Linked DNA regions of Homo sapiens: region 2 is linked to region 1. Evidence: chromatin loops called from intact Hi-C (ENCODE). Cell type or tissue: endothelial cell of umbilical vein. All regions are shown on one strand. Links, peaks and the distances in the headings refer to the core of each region. The heading gives the core; the rest is flanking DNA. Region 1 has its middle 330 kb from the start of FAM41AY1. Region 2 has its middle 460 kb from the start of FAM41AY1.

Evidence for each region. Peaks named below come from ENCODE experiments on the same cell type or tissue, not always from the same donor. Only the 100,000 strongest peaks of a DNase experiment are listed, where the experiment ranks them.
Region 2: a loop joins it to region 1, with 15 times the contacts of the local background. A loop is called at or near these places in 1 of 110 quality-filtered maps.

Annotation. Positions count from the first base shown.
Region 1 is chrY:17,161,917-17,173,271 of GRCh38, reverse strand. No RefSeq gene overlaps it. Among named protein-coding and RNA genes, the nearest start is that of FAM41AY1, 330 kb to the left of the region's middle. In endothelial cell of umbilical vein, for the core only: no CTCF peak of the experiment used is centred there; no DNase peak of the experiment used is centred there; H3K27ac peaks cover 2,083 bases.
Region 2 is chrY:17,039,346-17,050,700 of GRCh38, reverse strand. No RefSeq gene overlaps it. Among named protein-coding and RNA genes, the nearest start is that of FAM41AY1, 460 kb to the left of the region's middle. RefSeq lists an enhancer at 5,587-6,786. In endothelial cell of umbilical vein, for the core only: no CTCF peak of the experiment used is centred there; no DNase peak of the experiment used is centred there; H3K27ac peaks cover 1,336 bases.

The DNA of each region.
Region 1 (11,355 bases), core at 5,114-7,613:
TGGCATATAAAATAATATAGCCTAGCCTAGCATAACATATAACACAGCATAACCTAGCAGAGAGTGACATATAATGTGACATAAGAGGACATGACATGGCATAAATGTAGCATAGCATAGCATAGCATAGCATAGGAAAACACAAAACAGAATGATAGATAGCACAGCATAGGTGGCATATAACATATTATAGCAGAGCCTACCATAACATGTAACATAGCATTAAACATAAACCAAATGTACAAGAATGATGAGAAGGAAAGAGCATATCACTTTAAATGATACAGAAGTAGGGAAGGGAAGAGCTGGGTAGAGAAAGGCAGGTCCCTGGCTAGGGCTTCACCCCCACAGACCTAGGTGAGGACAGGCACTCCTGCTTTCCCACACAAATGTTGCATTTTCCAAGGCCACTCTGGCCTGCCACATCCCTATCCTGAGCCTATAAAAGCCCAAGATCCTATTCAATACATAGGTGATCAGGTGTCTTGAGGAGCACATTGGGAGAAGAAGATTTAAGCAGCTGGTCATCAAGAGGATGTTGAGAGGAGCATACTGGCAGAAGAGCACAAGGACAGGCACCAGCTCATGGGCAGGCCATTGACCAGTGGGAAAAGGTAAGTTTGGCTGGGGCAGTTCAAGGAGAGCTAGGGCTGCTGAGTGACCCAATTCCAGGGGAAAACCATCTCCCTTCTGGCTCCCAAATAAGCTGAGATGTATTTCCACTCAATAAAACTTTGCACTCATTTTCCAAGCCCATTTGTGATCTGATTCTTCTGGTACACCAAGGTAAGAACCCAGGATACAGAAAGCCCTCTGTCCTTGCAACAAGGTAGAGGGTCTAATTAAGCTGGTTAACAAAAACTGCCTATAGGCAAATTAAAAGAGCACCCTCTAACACAGGCCCACTGGGGTGTAGATGCTGCCATGGGGTAGGAGCCCTACAGCCTGCCTGCCTTGTGCCCTGTAGAGGTTTGAGCAGCGGGGCATGGAAGAAGTAAGCCATACTCCCATCACACACCCTGTGAAGGAGACAAGGGATCCTTTCCCATTTCACTAACACATACATCATGGCATAAAACATAGCATAGCATAGCATAGCATAGCATAGCATAGCATAGCATAGCATAGCATACCATACCATACCATACCATACCATACCATACCATAGCATACCATAGCATAGAAAATAATAGTATAATATACCAAAATATATCACATAACATCATAGCATAAAACATAGACTAAACAAAATATAGCACAGCATAACATGTAACACAACCTAATATAGTATAACATATAATCTCACATTAAAGCCTAGAAAAACACAGCATAAATCATAACATAGCATAACATCACATTACATATCACAGTATAACATAGTCTGTAACACAGCATAACAACATAGCATATAAAACAGCATAACATAAAATATAACATAACATAACTTATAACCTAACATAGCATAGCAAAGAAAAGCATAGCATAAGTCATAACATAGCACAGAATAACACAGAACCTACCATAGTGCAGCACATCACATAACATAACCTGATATGACATAACATAGCATAGCATATATTAGAGCATGCAATACCACAACAGAAAACAACATGTAACATGCCATGCCATAACAATACATAATGAAGACATTATTTCCATTCCTTTTTAAGTCCAATATCTTCTCCTTTCTTTTATCTATTGTTGATACCCTTTCTTCTCTCTTCCCACACATTCTGAGAGGCAAGTGAGTGGGCACACAGAGAACTTGGATTTGGAAGTCCTGGACTTGGATCCTGACCAGATTTGGCTTTTTATTTTACATGTCCATGGTAACAACCCTAAGGCAATTCACCTAATATTTGTCTACATATTTCAAAGTTATAACCAAGCAAATCGGTAAAATAATGTATATTCCATATTTCAATGTTAACAAAACATTTTTATAACAACCTGGAAGGATAGGTACAAACTGGGTGGGCAATGGGGGCTGTGAACCAGAGAGGGGGTCTGGGGAACTGGTCAAGCCTGAGACCTGTCCCTTTCTCTTCCAACCTCCAGGCTATCTCCTAAGCTCCTCCAGCACTCATGGGTAGAGACCCCAGCCTGTACGTCTGTATTATTTCATCTGCCTCCTAAAACACATCCATAGGCATTCAACCCCTAATGCATATCTGTTTCCATCCACTCTCCCAATTCATGTCTATTTTCCATCAATCCCTCCCAACAATGGCCATTATATTCCACTCATTCTTCATGGGTATTTGTGCTCCATCCATCCCGCCCATGCACATCCATATTTGATTCACCTCATTATTATGAACCCATATGCAATCTTGGGTCCATATTCCATCTTTCCTCCCACAAGGTCATCTATGTTCTGCTCACCCAACCACAACACAAGTCCTTATTCTGACCTCCCAGCAGCCACCACATGGCCCCTCCTCTGAATAGAAGAATCCTTTACAGGCACGACGTAGGGAACAAGCCATGCTAATTCTGGAAGTGGGTGGAGAGTCATTTGGACTGGATTATCCATGGTCCTAGATACCCAGAGTGGGTTCTAAACTGAGGTATAGAGCTTTGACATCTTGGAGTCCTTGCACAGATGAATGTGGCTGGAAGAAGTTCAGAATTCAGTCCTTGAAAGCAAGTATCAGCACAGGAGCTCTTCTAACCTAGATTTAAGGGTCATACTTTTCTTATGCTTTTTGTGCCATCAGTGATTGGTCCCAAGGGTTATCGTGTAACCAGTTCATCTCATGGCATATATCTTGGTCTATTCCAGTCCTGCTATGACATTGTTTGATTACCAATCACCAGGATGAAAATTACCCAATGCCAGAAACCACTTGCAAACAAAACAATGATAAAAGGAACAAAATCTGTTCTACATGCTCCTCAATGACTAGGAGTCTACCCCTGAATTTGGGTCCAAAACTAGGTTTGGACAGACTATGTTAGGTACAGGCACCCTAACCAATCCCTTGGGAGGCCACCAAGGACATTAAGTTTCTTTCTGAATGCCAAGTATTCCCTTTGGTGCTCAGACGTTGCCAGGCACACTTGGGATCTGGGAAGAGAGGGTAGCGGCAGAAAGTTCATTGTCCTGCTGGTAGACCGAGAAAATCACATATGACCACTGGCTCTGCAATCCTCTATCCCTGGGACTTCCCTCTCACATGGTCATCTTCAAGTTCAGCATAAGTTGCTACACAAGTCGGGTATCTATTATTGCATAGATTAGCTTTGGCTTTCAACCACGATTCACTGAGCCAGATACATAGAATGTAAACTCTTTTCTATCAAATATGTTGTACTTCAATAGTTTATTTAGGGATGGCTCTTTTTTGGTTTGAGTATCTTCCCTTATCATCTCTGTAAACATGAGGATCCATCTGGACCATAATTCTCTTTCCACAGGCCCACTCCTTTTTTCCATCATATGAATTTTCATAAAATAGATTGTTTACTTGACTTGTCTCCTCCCTGTTCTCATAAGCAAACTCTGGCATTTGATATCTATGGAGAAGGAAAAAAATGCTTATCTCCTTTCTTACTAAAAGCCTCATGGCACTTCGCTTTGTTCATAGAGGTTTATTTTATCTTTTCTGTTGCATAAATCCAGGTATTCTGAAGCATTAACTTCAGTTCTTTCTAATTCTTCATGTACATAGTCTGAGTTCCTGTGGGGGTATTATGTCTAACTTTCCTCCTTCAAGGCTGAAAGAGACCTTGGTACTATTTAACACTTCTTTAGTGATTATCTTTGAACTCATAGTTACATACTAACTATTGAGACTCTCAGTGGAAGGACTTATGATTCAAGCAGATTTCTCCTTATGTGCTACTTCTTTGTAGCATTATTCACCATGGTCCCCTTTGGTTTGACATCTTCCCTCCATTTTATCTTTTTTATTCTTCTTTGAGATATTTCTAAGGCAAGGGCAAGGGTAGAATGCTCATCTAGACATTTCTTGCCCTTCAGTGCATTTTATAAAATCAGTAGAAATCAATATGCATTTGTCTTGGACTCTCCTTTCCCTTTGGCATATCACATGAGCAGCATTTTAAGTGAACTGGCTTTGTGAACACAGAATCTTATGGACCCATTAACATCAGAGGCACATATACACCATGGAATACTATGCAGCCAAAAAAAGGATGAGTTTATGTCTTTGCAGGGACATGGATGAAGCTGGAAGGCATCATTCTCAGCAAACTAACACAAGAACAGAAAACCAAACACTGCATGTTCTCACTCATAATTGGGAGTTGACCAGTGAAAACACATGGACACAGGGAGGCCTGTCACACACTGGGGACTGTCAGGGGGTGGAGGACTAGCAGATGGCTAGCACTGGGAGAAATGCCTAATGCAAATGATGGGTTGATGGGTGCAGCAAACCACCATGGCATGTGCATGCTTACGTAACAAACCTGCACATTCTGCACATGTATCCCAGAACTTAAAGTATAATAATACAAAAAAAGAATAACTATTCATAACACTTTAAAAAAAGTGTTGGACAAGCCACTAAAAATGAGTGTATCCACATTCTTCTTTGTCCTATGTTGCATGTTGCATTGACTATGTGAGTCAAGAATGACACTCACATAGAAATAAGTACCTGAATATCTGACGTTGTGGAAGAACCAACTATAAGGTTCTCTAGAAAAGAATCAGTCCAAGGAAATTGATCTTTGAAAAATTCACACTAAGATATTTTTTAACCACAAAGAACCTCTGCTTTAACTTCCTAAGAGGAAACAAATACCTCAACCCCAATAGCTTATGTCCTTCAATGCTTCCTCTATTTCATGTTCCTCAATTCCAGTTCCCAAATGTCATGCGGTTGCATCTACTGGGTGCAAAATGGGGAAAATAAGGAAACCCAGCCACAAGGGAATCAAGATTTCCATTCCATATAGAAGATGAAGTAAGGCCTCTAGAAAGAGATTAAGGCTGGTGAAAAATAAGCTGATGATCAATATCTGTCTCAGAACCTTTCTTTGGCTACTCTACTTTGCATACTCTCCTTCCCCTGGGTTTTGTTTGTTCCTCCTGTAGGTAAATCACAATCTCACATCGACTTCTTAGAAGCTAAGAACTAAATGGTGAGATTACTCTACCAACGTCCTATGCAAACTTAGAGGGGAAATGAAAAGCAAATAGTAAGTAAAATTGGTAGATCCATCATGATAGTGATTTGCTCTTAGCAAATGAGCCCCAAGAGGTCTCCTTGAAATTATATCCATGGCAAGATTACCTCCTTAAAGAAACTGTCTCCAAATACTGTCAACTTCTGCAGTACTGTGGGTTAGAATTTCAGCATATGAATTTTGAGTAGAATACAATTCTATACAAAAGGTATAGATCAAAGATTTCTGTATGTTAGATCTCTGATGATGGCCCCAATATTTCATTTTTCAGGGATGTCTTCTTGGTTGGGTTTGTCATTTTGGTAAAAGGAAGGCACCTGTCATATCTCCTGCCATAATCATCACTTGAAGATTAGAAAGCCAATGTTGGGGGTCCCTAGAAGGTGATAAGTATATACACTCATAATATATATTCTGAAACATAAGATACAATGGCAGGATGGTTTGAACCTATTTTGCTCACTGTGAGATACAATCACATTACAATTCTATTTAAGTGACCCCCCTAACAGCCAGCCCAATGAGTCCTCATTCTGACTCAGCTACCCTAGAAGCATTCCAAGTCACCAGGGACATGTGCTTAACTCTGAGCCAATGATCTATAAATCCTGAAAGAGCCTAAATTTTTTTTTTCTCATGTGAACTTCTGTTAATGGCTTCCAATCACTTGGATAAAGTGCTTTGGATGTTATCAAGGTCTCTCTCTTTAAGGACACCATTCAAAAGATTTTTAGTCATGAAATAACTGAGGTCTGGATATGGTTGAGGGTCCATGACTCAGGATCACGGTGTCCAAGAGAAACACCCACTTACCCCTATTTTATTTCCCCGTGGTGGACAACAACGTAGGCTCTCTCCATATATTGGGTTCCTAGGGATGCCACGATAAATTAACCTGCAACAAAGATCTCTGCGAATAAAACATTCTGGTCTACAGACTGCCCAGTGCCTCTTCTGCTATTAATGTCTAATGGTTAAACAATCTCCCTTGGTCTTGCCTGTTTCCTACTTCCCATGACTTAGTGAACCTGTTTCAAATGACTCACAAACAAAACCTTCATTTCCTGCATTCACAAGGGCAGATAAGGGAACCCATTTGCCAGGAGCAGGTTTTTCCCTTCTTCATAAATTTCTTGATGCTTTTATAAAGAGAGAAAGCATCAAGCCCTCCTGGGGAACAAAGATGTCAGATATGTGGATCCCATATGCTAGATCCACCCAAACTTTCACCAAAAGTCTTCTGATTCCTCCTTTCCTATTGCTGCAGGGGCTTTCTGACATCTATGTTTATTTAACATTCAATCACCAACAGATCAAACAGTTAAAAACCCTCTCAGATCCTCTCGTAGATGCAACTATGGAAATAAATTCTTATTGATTTACAACTTTTTTCTTTTTACCTTGGCTAGCATGATTAGAATATATTCCTATTTCCACACATATTCCCTGGGCTTGCAGATTTAAAAAAAAAAAAAAACCCTGCAAAATAGTGCCCTATTTTGGTGTACTTCTCTTGTTCCAGGATTCACCTACGGTGTAGGCTTCTCTTCTTCCTGGATTCATCTGTGGTGTAGACTTCTCTTCCTCCTGGTTTCATCTGTGGTGCAGACTTCTCTTCTCTTTGGATTCATCTATGGTGTAGACTTCTCTTCCTCCTGGATTTGTTTATGGTGTAAATTTCTTTTCTTCCTGGATTCATCTATGCAAGTAAACACAGAGCCTGCTAGGATCTGACTCTCATTATAGGTCTGGAGACCACAAGAAGTCACAAGGGTAGGGTATGAAGAAAATTTGCACTTCCTTATCAGGTAACATCTCAGGTAATATACTTCAGGTGATGTAATAGATCAGGTGAGGATATTACAAGTTCTTCAAACAAGGCAGAGACAGCCTCATCAAAGTTTCTTGAGTTTCCTGAGCAACGATACATTAGGGTAGTCTGAAAGGTTTGCAATACACTTCTTGGAGTCACATACTTTCCTCATCAACTTCACAAGAGACTTAGAAAATCCATAATTAATCTTTTGTTGAAATCACAGTATAATACTCCTCTTTGGAATTTCAGATACACCAATTCTGGGCCTATAAGAAATTTGATCTTTTGGCTGGGCTCATTGGCTCATGCCTGTAATCCCAGGGCTTTGGGAGGTTGAGACAAGCAGATTACCTGAGCTCAGGAGTATGAGACCAGTTTGGCCAACATGGTGAAAACCTGTCTACTAAAAACATAAAAAGTTAGCCGGGCGTGATAGTGCCTGCCTGTAATCCCAGTTACATGGGAGGCTGATGCAGGAGAATTGCTTGAATCTGAGAGGCCGAGGTTGCAGTAAACCGGGAGGGACAACTGCGCTGCAGCCAGGGTGACAGAAATCAGATCTTTTCTTTAAAGTCCGTGATAATAAAGTTATTAATATCCTAGCTATTCCATGAGCTGAGAAATTAACATTTTGAACCAGTGACTTTTGTTCCTTAACATTCTAGAGCGCAGTAAGAAGTAGCCAGCATATTCCACTGTCCCGGTATTCCTAGATCCTATTAAAATGATTCATTGCAACAGTCATGTACACAATCAAACCAGTTCTTTCACTATGCATTGCTTTGAAATTAACAATTTAGGTGACTTTTACCATAACATCCAAGTGTCAGTTCAAATAAAAAGGACCCACCTAAAATTCCCATTACCTTGAGGCTGTTTTATCCGCATCTGTTACAGGAACCAATAGACAACGACTTTTCATTGGCAGACAATAGAATCCGCTTAATTTACTTTAGGTAGAACGGTCTACATTATTAAGTATTTTGTAGTTTAAACATTTTATTTTCAGGGAGAAGCCAAGTCTCAAGACATCTCTTGAAGAAAATATTGATCTGGTCAGTAGAACATTCCATTTTTCAGCAGAGAATCTCAGAAGGAAGAAATACGATTGATCCCCAGAGCTCAGTGAGGTATCTTGTCTACCTCATACAAGCAAGTGAGGCTTTGAGAATGCCTCAAATCCGAGAAACTAAAATGGGTCCTAGGAACCTTCAAAGGTTTCTGTGATAATTAATATTTTGCTTACTTAGCCTGGAAAATTCTAGGAGGAACATTAAGAACAGAGCTTAAAGAGATATTAAAAAATGAAGAGGGATTTGGAGAATGTGAATATGCTACCTTCATGCTTAATTTACTTGACACTTAGGTCTGGAGACAGAAAGTTGAATTGCAGGCATCTAATTAAGTGGACAATTTATATATATGTGTGTGTGTGAAAGAGTGTAAGTTTCATTAAATTAACATAAAACTATTGAGTTCACTTAACACTCTACATAAATATATGTGCATGTGTGTGGATACATGTTCCCCTAAACACACATAGCACATGTATTTATCATGTTAACAAATGCCATTTGAAAGCCATAAACAGAATCAGTGTTTAGAAATTATGAATAAATCTCTGGTTTAAAAATTGTCTAACCTCTAATTGTGCAATATTCTTTGGTATGATCTCAAGGGCTTGAGGTTTGACTCATTTTACATTAATGGTACATAATCACAAAAACAACCAAATATAGTCCTAATACAGATGTTCCAGCTAATTTTTAGGAAGTTACCATAATTATACAACCACCATAATATATACCTTGATAAATATTGTTTTGATTAATAATCAAGAAATCCATGTAAAAATAAACTTAGGAATTCCATCCCTTCTTTTTTGATATAGTCAGCATTAAGTGGACAAGAACAGCAGCGCTCAGCCTAAGTTTTTATTTCCATTTTATGGTGGCTTATGCTTAATATTGCAACTTTACTAAGGTCAATCTTGGTTGGTGCCGTATACATTTTCCAGGGCAATGTTGCTACATTGCACATTTTGCATCATTCAACTAATGCTATGTAAACACATTTTATAGTAAGATCTATGAAACAGAAGGGAAAGAATATCAGCAATTTGTTTGAAGAAATGCTTTTAATGAGTCATTGAACACTTAAATGACATAAAAAGCCTACATGATATGTAAAGTTGTCAGAGGGAAAACTTCAGCATGGTTATGTTATGCCAAATCTTTCTAACAGGAAAACTTACAATGGCTTAAAAATCAGGAGGACTTGATCAGTTCAAAACAAGTCCTTCATTAATGGACTACATACATCCAAGGCAGCAGGTCCAGAAAGGGTATTATCACTCTACATTTCATTCAGCAGGAGGAAAGAATATTGTGTATTCAGCAATCCTCTTCCCCTAAAATGTAATTGTGCCTCTAAAGTGTAAGGAGTTTTGGATCTTGTAAAATGTGCTATACATTAAAACTAGTACTTAGTAGACCTGGGCATGATGTCATTTCCATTAAAGTAGGTGAATATCTCTCATTTAGCTTCCCTATATCTTTTCAGGCTGTCTAGCTTTGAATTGTTTTATGTTGCTAATGGCAAATTTTTTTTCTCAAAAATACAAAAATAGTGAATAATTTACTTTTGTAAATTTACAAATGCATTAAATGTGTTTTTGTAGCTAGTTCTATTCTTGTTATTTAATAGGGATTCTAGATCAATCTCCTGGAATACCTTTACTCCAAAGGGAATACACTAACATAATTTACACAATTAGTTGATTTATTCAAATATACAATGTGGGAGTAGCATGTGCACACACACATACATAGTAAGTCCTCAGTAACATCGTGTGTGTGCGTATATGTGTGTATGTGTATATATATGTGCATATATATACACACACAGTATATGTATATGTGTATATATACATGTTATGTATATATATATACAGTATGTGTGTGTGTGTATATATACAAACAGAGTAAGTATATATATGTATATATATACATATATATATATATATACACGCACAGTAAGTCCTCACACAATATCATCAATTGGTTCTTGGAACTTGCAACTTTAAGAAAAACAACACATAGCAGATTCTTGATTAATATTATTTTCTTTCAAATTTGTTACATTACAATGTCTATGAGGAAAAAAATATTTCATTATGTCATTTCTCTTAAATTTGCAGTTTCCAAGAATCTGTCTACAACATTAAGTGAAGACTGATTGTGTATAAATACAAGTTTACTTTCCTAAGATATATAAAATGCATTTATGTGTATCTATTCAAATAAATTTTCATATATATCTATATACATATATTTTATATATGTAAGGGTACGTGTACTTATATATGCACATATAATACATATATATATAATGTGTACATAAAATCTTTTTGTGTCCATCTGAAATTAGAAATTAGAGACATATACAATATTGAGTTGTTATACATTCACCAAAGACATTATCATCTTTGGTTTGCAACATTTCAACCCCCAGATTTTATGTCTAAACAAGATTAGAGGACTTAGCCCTGACTTTCTGTTAAGTATTGAAGTACAAATAACTTCAAAAATTCTTTACAAACCACTATTCAGTTTAACATGTTGAAGCAAAATCAGGATTTGAATACTTCTGAGTGCTTATGAAACTAAAAATTTTTCACTCTTCTTCCCTGTCAAAGAGGGTGTGTAAGAAATATACTTTCAAGGACCAGAGGCATCACACATCTTTCCTTTTTGTTCAAGTATTTTTGCCACCTGTCATTACATTCCTGGAATCTTATATTAAATACATACTCTAAATCATACATATTGAAAATCAGGCAAGGCTTTTGGTTTTACTGCTATGAGAAAGAGTTGAAGCTCTTGAGTTTTGTCCAAAAACTACAATAACAATAATAATCTCTCAACCCAGTGGCTCTATCTTTTTACAGCTATTCTCTTTCTTTACTCTGTTGCTATTTATTCACTCCCAAGTCATTTCTTCACCCAATTTAATCTGGATTTCACATGGTCCAGGCATAGTAATTGCACTTGCTAAGCTCTCTGATTCACTTAATTTTCAAACTCAGTGAACAGCAAATAATTGCTGATATTGTTCCACTTTCCTAGAATATCTTTCTCCAGCTACAGCTTTCAACATTCTAGCCATCTTCAAGTGAATGCTGAAATGCTATTTCTTTCATGGATTATATTGTTTTCTTTCCCCATTCCCCAGCTAAAAGTTATCCTTTCCTACTCTTTTTTCTTTTAACATTAAACTCTATCTAAAAGGACTCTGTTAATTATAAATGCAAAGAACTAGGTAAAGCTGTCTTCTTATCCATTTTGATAGAATTATTCCTAACACATTATACCTATTGT
Region 2 (11,355 bases), core at 4,614-7,113, 120 kb after region 1:
TGTTTATATTAGAAAGCTACATTTGCTAAAATGTTCACTCTGAAAAATTTTCACTATTCATCTAAATATTGACACAATATGTTTCTTTAAGTTGGAGATTGCTCACTTGCCTTGTGGTAATTTACTATTGACTATGACGTCACAGATCTGAAAATAATTGGTCAAAGAAGGATAAAATTCTTTGTAAATTTTCTAGGAATTAGGAAAATAAATACAATTTCAAGTAAAACAAATCATTGATTCTGAGAGATTACAGCACGCCACACAGTCTTTTTTTATATGACTGAAAACTAATCTACCACCATTATTTTAAAATTGGAGAAACTCATTCACAATAGTAGAGACATGTAATTTATCTAGCTGCCCGTCAACAGTGGACTGGGTAAAGAAAATGTGGTACATATACACCATGAGATACTATGCAGCCATAAAAAAAGAAAAAAATCATGACTTTGCAGCAACACAAATGGAGCTGGAGGCCATTATCTAAGCAAATTAATGCAGAAACAGAAAGTTAAATACTGCATGTTCTCACTTAAAAGTGGGAGCTAAACATTAAGTAATCGTTAACATAAAGATGGAGACAATAGAAACTGCAGGGTGGGGGCCAAGGGCTGAAAAACTACTGGCCACTATGCTTAGTGCCTGAGTATGGGAATCAATTGTACCCAAAACCTCAGCATCATGTGATACATCCATGTAACAAACCCGGGGGCAATACATATACTCCCTGAATCTAAAACAAAAGTTGAACAAAATTGGAAAAACTAATGCCAAGAGTTTTAATATTAACCTGTTCTATAAATGAGTTACTTATGCAACCACCTATCAAAATCCTATTATGTCTTCTCTTCAATCATATGTCATCACCTCCTGTATATTTGTGTATTAATTACATAACTAAAAACTGATCAAATATGTTGTTTTAAATTATGTACCTTTTGTTCTCTGTATACATCTTCAACATAAAAATATAACAGGGTTTGTTCTCTGAGCACATTTATAACATAATGTTTTGCCAAGATAAAAGCCAATCAGAAGATTTAAATCTCTTTGATCTTTTCCCTGAAAATCAATTTTAGTGGCCCATATGATTCCATTGCCAGTAATATTAGGAAGTAAGCTACACCTCTCCACCTTCCTGAGGTTTCTCCAAAAGTCCCAGATGGTTGGATTCACAGGTTTCAAGTTCTATCAGGAATCCTGGACTCCAGTTACTGCTGGGGATGCTTCAGACACATTTTAGATGAAGTTTTCACTCAATGTGGAAGGATATATGTTGAAGGTCAAAACAACTTAGCATTTTTCTGAATCAGAGGGAAGAAGATTTCTAAACTCTGATGAAAGCTTTCTCCATTCCTGCCTTGAGTCTCTCTTCTCAGATACTTATAGTAAGTTTCCTATCTCCACTCAGCTTTCCACCCCTTCCCTCCCTCCCTTCCTTCTTTTTGAGACAGAGTTTTGCTTTTGTTGCCCAGACTGGAGTGCAGTGGTGTGATCTCGGCTCCTGGCAAACTCTGTTTCCTGGGTTCAAGCCATTCTGCTGCCTCAGCCTCCAAAGTAGCTGTAATTACAGGCATGCAGCACCATGCTCAGCTAATTTTGTATTTTTAGTAGAGACAGGGTTTCTCCCTGTTGGTCAGGCTGGTCTTGAACTCCCGGACTCAGGTGATCCACCGGCTTTGGCCTCCAAAAGTGCTGGGATTATAGATGTGAGTCACTGTGCCTGGCCTCCATTCAGGTTTCTTAGTTAATTAAAACCCAAATTCCATCCTGGCATTCTTCTGAATGTTGGCATGCTCATTTAAGTTCAGGCTCAGAAATAATGACTGGAATAATCTCATCTGGGAGAAGGGAAATGGGAATTCTAGAATATCAGCTAGTGTTGAATTGAATTGATAAACCAGTGGTGTCTCTTTATAGTATCTAATTATACATTTTTATGATGAAATATTTTTACTTGTGATAACACAAATTCCCTAATGAGGAAGTGATAACGCTTCTCCTTTGAAACAGTAACTATGCTTGTTGGGTTGGTTATAAATGCCCTTTTTCCAAGCACCATCAAAGTAGAAATTACACTGAACCCACTATATTTTCAGTTATATAACTGAGGCATAAACAACTGCATGGGTGTTTAAAATCTGTACTTTTGATAACATTTCGACACATCTGTACATTGAACCTTCAGCACTATTAAGAAAATAAGCATATCCGTTAATTCCCCATATTCTTTCATGTTCCCTTAAAATTTTTCCCTCCACTACAGATTTTACTTTCTAGAATTTTACATAAATGCTATGGTGTCTTACACATTCTTTTTTATTTTATAGTGTTACTCAATAAAATTATTTTGAAGTTAATCAGTGTTGTTTTATGTATTGGTAGTTTTTATTCTTTTTAATTTCTGGATTGTATTTCACTGTATGTATACAGTAGAGTTTGTTTATCCATTCAACTCTTGATGGGGTTTCAGGTTGTCCCCAGGTTTTTGCTAATAAAAATAAAACTGTTATTTATACTTGTATACATGACTTTGATTGGGTAAGTGCTTGTATATATTTTGGATAAATAACCATGATCAGAATGTCTGAGTTATAAAACACGTACATTATGAACTTTTAAAGCAGCAATCCCCAACCTTTTTGGCACCAGGAACCGGTTTTGTGGAAGACAATTTTTCCATGGACCAGGATGGGGAGAGGAGGGTGATGGCTTCAGAATGATTCAGTCACATTACATTGATTGTGCACTGTATTTCTATTATTATTACATAGTAATAGACAATGAAATAACTATACAACTCACTATAATGTAAAATCAGTGGGGTTGGGGAACAGCTTGATTTTATACATTTTAGGGAGACATGAGACATCAATCAATGTATGTAAGAAGTACATTGGTCCTGTCTAGAAAGACAGAGAGAACTCAAAGCAGAGAGGGGGCTTCTGGGTCACCGCTAAGTGAGACAAAACTGGTTGCATTGTTTTGACACTTCCTGGGCCTCTCCTGTGCATGACACACTTCCTGCTTGTCTGTGAAGGACACACTTCCTGACTCTCCCCTGTGCAGGACACACTTTCTTTCCCTGGGTGTGCAGTATACACTTCCTGTTTCTCTTCTGTGCATGACACACTTTCTGTTTCTCCCCTATGCAAGACACACTTCCTGTGCTTCCCCTGGGAATGACACCCTTCCTGTCTCTCCTCTGTGTAGCACACACTTTCTGTTCCTTTACTGTACCTGACAAACTTCTTGTTTCCCCAGTGTGCAGGACAAACTTCCTGTGTCTCCCCTGTGGGGAACATACTTCCTCTCTCTTTCCTGTGTAGCATACATTTTTTGTCCCTCCTCTGTGAGTGACACATTTTCTGTTACTTCCATGTGCATGACACACTTCCTGTTTCTCTATTGAGTGCACTTTGACACACTTCCTGTGTCTCCCCTGTGCATGAAACACTTCCTGTTTCTTCCCTGTGGAGGACAGACCCCCTGCTTCACCCCTGTGCAGGACATACATTCCATTCCTTTTCTGTGTAAGACACGCTACCTGTTTCTCCTCTGTGTATGATACACTTCCTGTTTCTTTCCTGTGCAATGCACACTTCCTGTGCCACGGCTGTGAATTACACCCTTCCTGTTTCTCCTCTGTTTAGCACACACTATTTCTCCTCTGTGCATGACATATTTCCTGTTTCTCTTCTGTGCATAACAAACTTCCTGTTACTTTTTTGTTTAAGACACACTTCCTGTGCCTACCCTGTGAATGACACCCTTCCTGTTTCTCCTCCATGTAGCATACACTTTCTATTCCTTCTCTGTGCATGACACACTTCCTGTTTCTTCACTCTGCAGGATACACTTGTGTCTTCCCTGTGAGGAATCCTCTTCCACTTTATTTCCTGTGTAGAACATACTTTTCATTCCTCCTCTGTGCATGACACATTTTCAGTTATTCCCATGTGCATGACACACTTCCTGTTTCTTTCCTAAGGAAGACTCACTTCTTGTTTCTTCCCTGTGCAGGACACATTTTCTTTTGCTCCCCTATGTAGAACACACTTCATGTTTTTCGCCTGTGCAGGACACACTTTCTGTTTCTCCTTTGTGCCTGATGCACTTTTTGTTTCTCTGCTGTGCAATACACACTTTTCGTGTTTCTCCTGTGAATGACACACTTCTAGTTTCTTCCCTGTGTAGCAGACACTTTCCATTCCTCCTGTTTATGATCCATTTTCTGTTACTCCCAGGTGCATGACATACTTCCTATTTTTCCTCTGTGCATGACACACTTCCTGTGCAAGACACATTTTCTGTTCCCCCTGTGCAAGACAGACTTCCTGTGCCTTCCCTGTGAATGACATTGTTCTTGTTTCTCCTCTGTGTAGCACATACTTTCTGTCCTTCTATATGCATGACATACTTTCTGTTTCTCCACTGTGCAGGACACATTTCCTGTGTCTCCCTTGAGGGGGACCCATTTTTCCTTTCTTCCCTGTGTAGCACTCACTTTCCATTCCCTGTCTGTACATGACCCATTTTGTGTTACTCCCATGTGCATGACACATTTCCAGCTTTTTTTTCCCTGTGGAAGACACGCTTCCTGTTTTTCCCCTGTGCAGGGCATGCTTTCTGTTTTAAATCTACGTATAACACACTTCCTATATCTCCCGTGTGGGGGACACATTTTTCTTTCCTGTGTAGCACACACCTTCTGTTCCTTCTCTGTACATGACACATTTTCTGTTACTTACTGACATGCCCATGACACGCTTCCTGTGTCTTACTTATGCAAAATACACCTCATGTTTTTCTTCTGTGCAGGACTTACTTTCTGTTTCTTCCCTGTGAAAGACACACTTCCTTCCTATGCCTCTCCTTTGAATGACAACCTTCCTGTCTCTCCTCTGTGTTGCAAACACTTTCCATCCCTCTCCTGTGCATGACATACTTCCTGTTTCTCCACAGTGCAGGACACAGTTCCTGTTTCTCTCCTGTGCATGACACACTTCCAGTGTCTCCCCTGTTGGGGATTCACTTTTTCTTTCCAGTGCAGCACACATTTTCCATTTCTCCTCTGTACCTGATATATTTTCTGTTACTCACATATGTAAGACACACTTGCTGTTTCTTCCATGTGCAGGACACACTTCCTGTGTCTTCTTAGTGCAGGACACACTTCCTGTGCCTCCCCTGTGAATAACAGCTTTCCTGTGTCTCCTCAATGTAGCACATACTTTCATTCCTCCTCTGTGCAGGATACACTTCCTCTGTTTCTCCTCTGCAGGACACATTTTCTGTTTCTCCCGTATGCAAGACACACTTCCTGTCCCTCCCCTGTGAATAACACCTTTCCTATTTATCCTCAGTGTAGTAAACACTTTGCATTCCTCTGTGATGACACATTTTCTGTTACTCCCATGTGCATGACACACTTCCGGTTTCTTCTCTATGCAGCACCCACTTTCTGTTCATTTTCTGTGCATTACCCCCTTCTTATTTCTCCAATGTACAGGACACAGTTCCTTTTCCTTTGATGTGTAGGACACACTTCTTGTTTCATCCTTGCACAGGACACACTTCCTGTTTTTCCTTTTGCAGGACCCACTTCCTTCGTCTCTCCTGTGCAGCACACTTTTCCTTCCTCCTCTGTGCATGACACACTACCTGTTTCTCCAATGTGCAGAACACACTTCCTGTGTCGTCTTTGTGCAGGACATACTTTTTGTTTCTCTGAGAAACTTCATATTTCTCTGCTGTGAAGGACACACTTCCTGTGTCTCTCTTGTGCAGGACACACTTCCTCTTTCCTGCGTAGCAAAGACTTTCTGTTCCTCTATTCATGACACATTTTCTGTTATTCCTGTGTGCATGACACATTTTCTGTTTTATCCTTGTGGAAGAAACGCTGTTTCTTCCCTGTGTAATATATGCTTTCTATGCTTCTGCTGTGTAGGACACACTTCCTGTTTCTCCCCTGTGCACCACACCCTTCCTGGTTTTTCCCTGTGCAGGACACACTTTCTACTCCTCCTCTGTGCGTGGCACACTTTCTGTTTCTCCACTGTGCAGGACACACTTCCTTTGTCTCTCCCATGCATAGCACCCATCCTGTTTCTCTGTGTGTAGCACATACTTTCCGTTCTTCCTCTGTGCATGACACATTTTCTGTTAGTCCCATCTGCATGACTCACTTCCTCTTTCTCCCTTGTGAATGACACTATTTCTGTTTTTCTCTCAGTGTAGCACATACTTTTTGTTTCTCCTCTGTACATGACACACTTCCTGTTTCTCCCTGTAGAGGGCACACTCCATGCTTCTCCCCTGTGTAGCACACACTTTCCATTCCTCCTCTGTGCATGACACGTTTTCTATTACTCTCATTGTGTCCAGAATTGGTGGGTTCTTGGTCTCACTGACTTCAAGAACGAAGCCGCGGATCCTCGCGGTGAGTGTTACAGCTCTTAAGGTGGCGTGTCTGGAGTCTGTCCCTTCTGATGTTCAGATGTGTTCGGAGTTTCTTCCTTCTGGTGGGTTCGTGGTCTCGCTGACTCAGGAGTGAAGCTGCAGACCTTCGCGGTGAGTGTTACAGCCCTTAAGGCAGAGCGTCTGGAGTTGTTCGTTCCTCCGGGTGGGCTTGTTGTCTCGGTGGGCTCAGAAGTGAAGCTGCAAATCTTCGCAGTGAGTGTTACAGCTCATAATAGCAGCGGGGACCCAAAGAGTGAGCAGTAGCAAGACTTATTGCAAAGAGGGAAACAACAAAGCTTCCACACTGTGGAAGGGGACCCCAGGGGTTGCCACTGCTGGCTCCGGCAGCCTGCTTTTATTCTCTTATCTGGCCCCACCCACATCCTGCTGATTGGTAGAGCCGAGTGGCCTGTTTTGACAGGGCGCTGATTGGCCCGTTTACAATCCCTGAGCTAGATACAAAGGTTCTCCACGTCCCCATCAGATTAGTTAGATACAGTTTTGACACACAGGTTCTCCAAGGCCCCACCAGAGCAGCTAGATACAGAGTGTCAATTGGTGCACTCACAAACCTTGAGCTATGCACAGGGTGCTGATTGGTGTGTTTACAATCCCTGAGCTAGACATAAAGGTCCTCCAAGGCCCCACCAGACTCAGGAGCCCAGCTGGCTTCACCCAGTGGATCCCTCACCGGGGCTGCAGGTGGAGCTGCCTGCCAGTCCCGGTGCCGTGCGCCCGCACTCCTCAGCCCTTGGGTGGTCGATGGGACTGGGTGCCATGGAGCAGGGGGTGGCGCTCGTTGGGGAGGCTCCGGCTCCACAGGAACCCACGGAGTGGGTGGGAGGCTCAGGTATGGCGGGCTGCAGGTCCCGAGCCCTGCCGGGCGGGAAGGCAGCTAAGGCTCTGTGAGAAATCTAGCGCAGCGCCGGTGGGCTGGCACCCACCTGCCACTGGGACCCAGTACACCCTCCGCAGCTGCTGGCCCGGGTGCTAAGTCCCTTATTGCCTGGGGCCAGCAGGGCTGGCCGACTGCTCCGAGTGCGGGCCCGCCAAGCCCACGCCCACCCGGAACTCCAGCTGGCCCGCAAGCGCTGCACGCAGCCCCGGTTCCCTCTCGCGCCTCTCCCTCCACACCTTCCTGCAAGCTGAGGGAGTGGGCTCCAGCCTTGGCCAGCTCAGAAAGGGGCTCCCACAGTGCAGTGGTGGGTTGAAGGGCTCCTCAAGTGCCGCCAAAGTGGGAGCCCAGGCAGAGGAGGTGCCCAGAGCAAGCGAGGGTTCTGAGGACTGCCAGCACGCTGTCACCTCTTATCATGTGCATGACACACTTTCTGTGTCTTTTCTCTGAAAGGCACACTTCTTGTTTCTTCTGTCTGCATGATATACTTTCTATTTCTCCCCTGTGCAGGACACACTTCCTGTGTCTCCCCTGTGCAGGACACACTTTGTTTCTTCTTTGTGCAGGAAACACTTCTTGTTACCCTCCTGAGACAGATACACTTCCTGTTTGTCTTCTGTGCAGCATACACTTCCTGTGTCTCCTTTGTGCAGGACACACTTTCTGTTCTTCTATTGTTCAGGTCATACTGCAGGCCACGCTTTCTGTTCCTCCTCTTTGCAGGACACACTTCCTGTGTGGCCCCTGTGCTTGACACATTTCCTGTGTCTCCCATGTGCAGGACACACATATTTCTATACCTCCCCTTTGCATGACGTACTTCCTGTTTCTCCCCTGTGCAGCGCATAGCTTCTGTTCCTCTCTTGTGTGTGACACACCTCCTGCATGCCCTGTACAGGACACAGTTCCTGTTTCTCCCTTGTGCTGAACCTAATTTGTAGGTTTTTTTAATCCCTCACCCGCTCCCACTATTTCCCCCAAGTCCCCAAAGTCCATTCTATCATTCTAATGTCTTTGCCTCCTCAAAGCTTAGCTCCTGCTTATATGTGAGAATATATGATGTTTGGTCTTCCTTTCCTGAGCTACTTAGAATAGTCTCCCGTTCTATCCAGGTAGCTGCAAATGCCATTAATTTAGTGCTTTTTATGGCTGAGTAGTATTTCACTGTATTTATTTCACTGTATGTATGTGTGTGAATATATATGTGTGTGTGTATATATATATACACACCCACTTATACACCACAGAGTGTGTGTGTATACACACAGACACACACACAGACACACACCAGAGTCCACTCATTGATTGATGGGCATTTGGGTTGGTTCCATATTTTTGCAATAAAAACTGCAATTACTTTTGTACAAAACACAATACTATTCTATAGGCTGAGTACTCTTCTAAGCATTTGAGATACAATATCATACAAAACAAATAAAACTCATCTTTTATGAAACTGATATTCTAGTAGGATAAGAATAGTAATGAACAAATGGATATATTTTTCGTCAGGTAACGGTAATAACCGGAAAGAAGAACAGCAATATTAAGAATAGCAACTCACGGAGATTGTTTTTGTAGAAACTGGTTTAGGAATACCTCTCTGAAAATATTATATTTTGAAGGAAGTGAGAAAGCATATGAAGTTGATAGCTGCTGGGAAAAGCAAACAAGAAAGAAGGAAAACAATGGCAAGAAAAATCTCCTAATATAGCAGTGGGATTGAGATGTTTGAGGATATGGGTGCAGAAGAGTGGTTGGAACACAGAAAATGGAGGTGACAAAAAGAAATTGGAGAGAATGGGAGGAGAGGTGGGTGAGGATTTCATAGGCCTTCTAAGGACTTGCTTTTACTCCGTTGAGATGGGAATCCTTGGAGAGTTTTGAGAAAATTAGAGATGTTCTTTTACTCAGTTTTTAAAAAATCAACTACAGACTGAAGGAGGACACGGGATAACAGAAAGAAGACTGATATGAGGTTATCATAACTGGCAGTGAAAAAGAGGATGAGGTATGAAAAAGGACAACATTGTGGCACGGGAAAGTATTTGTTCTGGATATATTTTGTAAGGCTAGTACATAGAGGAAGTTAGTAGATTTAAGTGTGGGCTGTTCACAAAAGGGCAACAGAAATATTTTAAGATTCTTAGCCCCATCCTGGCCAGCATGGTGAAATGCTGTCTGTACTAAAAATACAAAAATTAGCTAGATGTGGTGATGCATGTTGTAGTCTCTGCTACTCGGGAGGCTGAGGCAGGAGAATCACTGGAAACTGGGGGGTGGAGGCTACAGTGAGCTGAGATTGCGCCATTGCACTGCAGCCTGGGTGACAGATCGTGACTTCATCTAAAAAGAAAATTAGGCTATGCAACTGTTAGAGAACTGTTAGAGTAATGGTATAACTTTTTTGTGTAAGTGGGAAATATTTCAGGGACAAACTCAGGTGGGAGGTAGTGCTCAAGACAGTATTTTTAACAAGTTAATCCAGAGATGTTCAATCAGGGATCAATGCCATGAAGCTATGCCTCCTATTCCAGCAAAACAGCTCAGCTGATTCCCACTATGCACCTGCTGATATTAACACAGTCAGGAACAAATAGCAAAATTAATTTTATAAGGGGATGCTTCCAATGTCTTAAAAACATCAAGGACCTAGGAACTAATAGAATGACAGATGTGAAGTATCTTATCCAGAAAACTATATTGTTTAGAGAAATTTTAAAAGACCTTGATAAAATGAGCACAAAAATACAGTTAAGAGCCAGGTGAGGTGATTTATGTGTCAACCCAGCACTTTAGGAGGCTGAAATGGGACAATTGTTGAGTCCAAGGGTTTGAGATCAGACTAGGCAACACAGGAAGACTCTGTCTCTACAAAAATTTTTTAAAATGTTTGGCCAGGATGGTTGTGGATGTCTATCATCCCAGCTACTTGGAAGGATGAATGAGGGGTAGGATCGCTTGAGCCCAGGAGGCTGAGGCTGCAATGAACTATAATTGTGGCACTGCAATCTAGCCTGGGTGACAGGGTAAATCACCTTCTCAAATAAAATAAAATAAAAATGCAATATGCTAGAAAAAAATAAGTTCTATTGTTCTGTAGCACAGTAGGGGGATGAAAGTTATCAAGAATTTACAATATATTTCAAAATAGCTAGATTTAAAATATACTAAGCAAAACAAAATAATACGTGTTTGAGGTGATGGTTACCTCGATTACCCTGTTTGGATCATTGAACATTGTATATCTGTATCAAAATATTATATGCACTCCCAAAATATACACAACTATTATGTATCAATAATAAATAAATAAATAATTGCCTCAATAAATGGAAAGAAAGATATTTAAAACATCTGGAGATGTCAATAATGCATCTTGTTGTGAGTGCAAATTCGTGGTGGGATATAAAATTTTGGAGTTTTCTTCCAAGATTCTGGGAGAAGAAAAAAAGTCATTGGTCCAGATATAAATGTAGGCATTATCAAGAAATGAAAGCTATTTAACCCTGTAGAACAGGATGATATCAAATACAGAGTTAATGTACAAAATATAAGCTCACTCTAAAACTGAGCTCTGGAACTCTCAAAATTTTAGAGTATAAGGGAAATACAGAAAAATATCAAAAATACAGAGAAAGAAGTTGCCATTGTTCTAAAAGGAAGTCCAAGAAATGGCATCATGTCAGAGAAAAAGTAAGGAAATCATCACCTACTTCAAATGAAGCTGGTAGAACTAGTATGTTGAAATTATACAAATGACTGCTGGAAATGTCACCAAAGAGGCACTAGTGGCCTAGGCTATAGTAGTGTCTGCACAACAATAAGGAAAATCTTATTGGAGTAGCTTCTCAAAGAATATCAGGAAATGAATTAAAGATGGTGAGTATAACTGGAGACACTTGGCATTACTGAAGTAAGTATCTGAGTTTTGCCAAGTCTAGATGGTTTGTGTGTGTGTTTGTTTTAAGGTAGCTTATATTTCAGCGTGT